Regions from separate parts of the Homo sapiens genome. Here region 1 is linked to region 2. Evidence: read pairs that join two places in POLR2A ChIA-PET (ENCODE). Cell type or tissue: CD4-positive, alpha-beta T cell. All regions are shown on one strand.

Evidence for each region. ChIA-PET counts read pairs that join two places held together with the same protein. Peaks named below come from ENCODE experiments on the same cell type or tissue, not always from the same donor. Only the 100,000 strongest peaks of a DNase experiment are listed, where the experiment ranks them.
Region 1: POLR2A ChIA-PET joins it to region 2 with 8 read pairs; 5 of 35 experiments call an interaction of 5 or more read pairs at or near these places.

The regions. Positions count from the first base shown.
Region 1 is chr12:51,382,032-51,384,531 of GRCh38, forward strand. The region is part of intron 2 of GALNT6 (polypeptide N-acetylgalactosaminyltransferase 6); the gene reads right to left. Among named protein-coding and RNA genes, the nearest start is that of GALNT6, 8.1 kb to the right of the region's middle. In CD4-positive, alpha-beta T cell, no CTCF peak of the experiment used is centred here; no DNase peak of the experiment used is centred here.
Region 2 is chr12:51,481,775-51,484,274 of GRCh38, forward strand. All of the region lies in intron 16 of SLC4A8 (solute carrier family 4 member 8), which reads left to right. Among named protein-coding and RNA genes, the nearest start is that of SLC4A8-AS1, 58 kb to the left of the region's middle. In CD4-positive, alpha-beta T cell, no CTCF peak of the experiment used is centred here; DNase peaks (open chromatin) are centred at 1,357 and 1,837; H3K4me3 peaks cover 470 bases; H3K27ac peaks cover 793 bases.

The DNA.
Region 1 (2,500 bases), 100 kb before region 2:
GGAGGTGGATTCATTCTGGACTGGGGTACAAATGTGGCTTCTTTTATAACATCAGATTCAGCAGCACCGTCAAAAATCAAACAAAAGAAATCTCTTTGAGCATCTATTTTGTATTAACTATTGTCTAGGAGATAGGAGAGATTTGTTTATTCCACCAGTATTTACTGAATAACTGCCTCTACCAGGTACTCTGCAAGAGGCGGGGGACACAGAGAAGTGCAAGGCCAGCCCTCAAGGATCCTACAGTCAATTGGGGGCATCAGATTTTAAACAGAGATTACCCTGTGAGAAGCAGAATCAAAGAGGTACCCTTGAGTGCTGAAGGAGCCGGCATGCAGGAAACTCAGCAAATGGGGGAGGGCAACATCTGTGAAGAAATCTCACGGGGGCAGAAATGGGCCGAACACTAACTGGCGAGTAGGAGTCAGCGAGGCGAGGTGAGCACATTTCAGGCAGAAGGCACAGTACCTGCAATGGTCTAGAGGTGGGAGACAGAAGAGCCAGTCACAGAACTGTAAGCAGTCTGGTATGGCAGGAGTAGCAGAAATTGGGCCTACAGAGGTGGCTGAAACCAAGTCCTAAGGGCCTTGTTCATCATGCTGAGGAGCATTTGCCCTTGACCCAAGGCATGGGGAGTAATAAAGCGTTAAGCTGGGAGCCCAGCATTACAGGAAGAGCAATATGACAGCGGTGGAGGGTATCTTGGAAAGGGACCTGCTTGGCAGCTGGATGACCCATTCGGAGTCTGACCCAGGAGAGTTAGTAGCAGTGTGGATGGAAGAGGGAGGGTATGGTGCCTAGGAAGACCCCCTTGGGTGATGGGGTGGGACAGTTTACCCCGTCTGGTACACAGAGGGACACAAAGGCTCAATTCCTTTCCCCAAGGGATTTGAAAATCTTATTGGAGAACGAGAACTGATAGCACTGACCAGGTGAAGGAAGCACCTGACCAGGGGAGATTCAGGAGCAGGAAAAGGACCTTTCACTGAATACTCTTTTGTACTTTGAACCCTGACTATATTACTTATTCAAAAATGAATAAAATTAAAGCAGAATAGCACAGACAGTAAGAGCTAAGCTGAGAGAGGTAGAGTTCCCTGTGGGTTTGAGGAAGGCTTCGGGGAGGAAATGGGGATTCAGTGTAGCAGGAGTTTCTTGTCACAGAGGTTGAGCTATGCTGGGGCTAGCACAGGGGGATTTGCTTGAGCTAGACACCTCATCAGTTCTGGAACTGTCCCGGCTAAGCCCACACAGAGGCCTGCAGAATGGGGGAGTGTTTGCCATGACAGCTTTGAACCGTCCTGCAGGCTTCGTCTTCCCTGCTACTTTCCATCTACCTTCCCACTCCAGCAAGAAAGAGGGAGCACAGTTAGAAACAAAGGCATGGTAAGATTGTAGTTACTAACTGTTGCCAGTGCTCAAGACTCACCCCCTCCAGGAAGGCCTCCTGACTGATTCACTCAGAATCACCTAGGTTACTCCAACTCTTTCATCCTGGCACTGCCTCGTGGTCCCTCACAGCAGGGCCTGTTTTTGCTTCTTTTATTTTCCCTGGAGAAAGAAATATAGGGTTAAATTGAGCTCTTCCTAGGCATCTAATCTCTCAATCCCATCTGGCTGCCTGAAGCTTTCTCTCTCAAACCTACAGTTCCTCAAGGTACTAACCACATCCTGAACCGAAATGAGACACCTGGGATTAGCCTTGGTGGTGAGGCACTCATTCTCTAGTTTGTTTGCTTAGCATGAGGGCAACAGGAAGAGTCCCTTAGAAGAGACACAGAATCTAGTGCAAGCCACAGGACTTTGGGGTTAAGGATTTCTGCTCCCTGTGTAGGAGATGATTCCCAGAAGTATGGTTAGCAAGGTCGTGGAGGTCGCCCCTCCACCAGCCTTGGAGAAAGAATAGCTGCTATTCTTTGCTATTGTTTCAAGTACAAAGCTTCACGAGATCCGCCCCTGGTGTCTTGTATATCTCCCTCACCTTTGGGCTCCCACACCTGGCCTCCTGCTTTCCTGGCAAGTGTGCCCGCAGCCCCCATCCACTCATTTCCCTCTCGCTGTGGCTCAGCACTTCTTCCCAAGTCTTTTTCCTCCAGCTACCCTTGGGCCTGCAACTCTTTGGACCATCCTTGGCTTTGATCCCGAGATGATGCCAGAAATCCTCTCTGAAAAGCCTGCCTAGATTGAACAAATGGGATTTGCTTCCCTGGCCCCACCGGCCAGAACACAAACTTACCTTCTCTCACTGGTGTAAGGAACTGAGGCTTTACCCAGCCCAGCTTGTATCAAACTGCTGATTACAATCCACTGTGATATTATAAAATAAATTCAGAGTGTTGCAAATTAGCATTCAAAAATTTCTTTAAAAGACCAGTTAGGACCAGGCACAGTGGCTCACACCTGAAATCCCAGCACTTTGGGAGGCCATGGTGGGCAGATCACTTTAGGCCAGGAGTTCAAGACCAACCTGGCCAACATGGTGAAACCCCTTCTCTACTAA
Region 2 (2,500 bases):
TCTACAAAGTATATATAAAAAAAAAAAATTAGCCAGGCGTGGTGGTGTGTGATAGTAGTCCCAGCTACTCAGGAAGGCTGAGGTGGAAGGATCACTTGAGGCCAGGGAGGTCAAAGCTGTAGTGAGCTGTGATGATGTTACCGCACTCCAGCCTGGGCAACAGAGTGACACCTGCTCAAAAACAAAACAAAACCAAAAAAAACAAAGTTCTCTACTCTTAAGTTGGTATATAAGATGACCTGCACAGTGTCACAGAGATTTCCCACTCAGTAAATCACTCTGAAAGAGTTTGCATAAGATTCTGTAGATTTGCAGTATTTAATGTGGATAGTCAATAGCTACATGTGGCAAATGGCCACTTGAAATTTGGCTTGCCAAATTGAGACTGTACTGTACACATAAAATATATACCAGATCTTGAAGGATTGGTACCAGAAAAGAATATAAAACGTTTCATCAATATTTTATATTGATTACATACTGAAATGACAATATTTTAGATATATCGATTAAATAAAATAATAATTTGATAAATATAATTATTTCACTTATTTTTATATTTTTTATGTGGCTACTAAAAAATTTAAAATTAGACATAGGGGTAACGTACTTCTTTGTTTTTTGAGACAGAGTCTCACTCTGTCGCCCAGGCTGAGTACAGTGGCACAATCTCGGCTCACTCCAACCTCCACCTCCTTGGGTTCAAGTGATTCTCCTGCCTCAGCCTCCTGTGTAGCCGGGATTACAAGTGTGCACCACCATGTCTAGCTAATTTTTCTATTTTTAGTAGTGACAGAGTTTCACCGTGTTGGCCAGGCTGGTCTCGAATTCCTGACCTCAAGTGATCCACCCACGTCAGCCTCCCAAAGTGCTGGGATTACAGGCGTGAGCCACCGTGCCTGGCCTGGCTAATGTAATTCTATTGGACATGCTACTCTACACTTACATGGTTTGGGGTAGGCAGTGAAATACCATAGGTAGAAAAGGTAATTCAGTGAAGCATCCAAATAGACAGAAACAACACAAATATTTTTGCTGGAGTCAGGAGCACTATGTGGCACAGAACACCTCCCAGAAAGCAGAAAATTTTTCTGCCTGAAAACCAATGTATATGTAAGACCCCAAGTAAAAAACAAAAGCAAATGAGCCCCAAACTGTCTTCCCTCAGCTTTGCCTGGGAGCTGCTATCTTTGCACTTATTTTTCTAGCATCAGGATATTAGCCACATGAGGGAGCCAAGCATATTTGTCTCATTTTAGGCATCATTCTTTTGTGGTTCCCCCCACCCCAGGTATTGTTGAGTCTGTCCAAAGCTGGGTGAGATACCACACAAGTCTTGCTTCCCTCAGTGTGCTGCTTCTCTCGGCCTTGGTGGAGGCTGAGCCTGTTGCCGGTACCCACCAGCCCAGTAGGTTTTGATGCTGCCTCCTGAAAGAGATTGTATTTGTTTCGTTTTGCACTAGTCACAGTTGTTGTTTAAACTACATCAAATTTGGGGGGAGAATATTTGCCTGTGATGGAAAGAGAGATAGATGAGTTATTGCTTCAAGTGTTTTAAAATAAAAGCTATTCTCACACACAAAAAAAAAAAAGAAAGAAAAAGAAAAGAAAGGGAGCTCAAATCAGGAGGAAATGGTGGTTTTTCCTGTAAGTGAGGTTTCAGCCAGACACATTTTCTTTTTCTTTTTTTCTTTTCTCTTTTTTTTTTTAAGTCAGTAGTGGTTTATTAAATGGTTGTATCACATCTGGAAAACATTATTCAAAACATTTATTCAGCATACTTCCTGTTCATATTTTAGAAGATGTAAAGCAATGAAATTTGCTCTAAATAAATGGCATTTTTTTTGCCATTATTTGGCATCTTGCCAGGTTACTTTTTACATCCAAGTTCAAGTGATATTTTGTTCTCAAAATAAAATAATTTTCAAGGTTTGGAAGTATAATGCGAAAATTTTAACAGGGATTCTTTTTTTTTTAATTATACTTTAAGTTCTAGGGTACATGTGCACAATGTGCAGGTTTGTTACATATGTATACATGTGCCATGTTGGTGTGCTGCACCCATTACCTCATCATTTACATTAGGTATATCTCCTAATGTTATCCCTCCCTGCTCCCCCCACCCCACAACAGGCCCCGGTGTGTGATGTTCCCCATCCTGTGTCCAAGTGTTCTCATTGTTCAGTTCCCACCTATGAGTGAGAACATGCGGTGTTTGGTTTTCTGTCCTTGTGATAGTTTGCTCAGAATGATGGTTTCCAGCTTCATTCATGTCCCTACAAAGGACATGAACTCATCCTTTTTTATCAGCCAGGCACATTTTCAATACAGGGTACATAAATGGGAGGACTCAGTTAATTAGATATTTAGTGTACACCCATATATGACTAGAACACATTCTTAGACTTCAGTGAGCCTACATGGCAGTCACGGGAGGTACATATTAAGTAAGTTCTGGGTCTTTGTTTCCTGCTAGGACAAATAGTTAACAAGTGGCTGT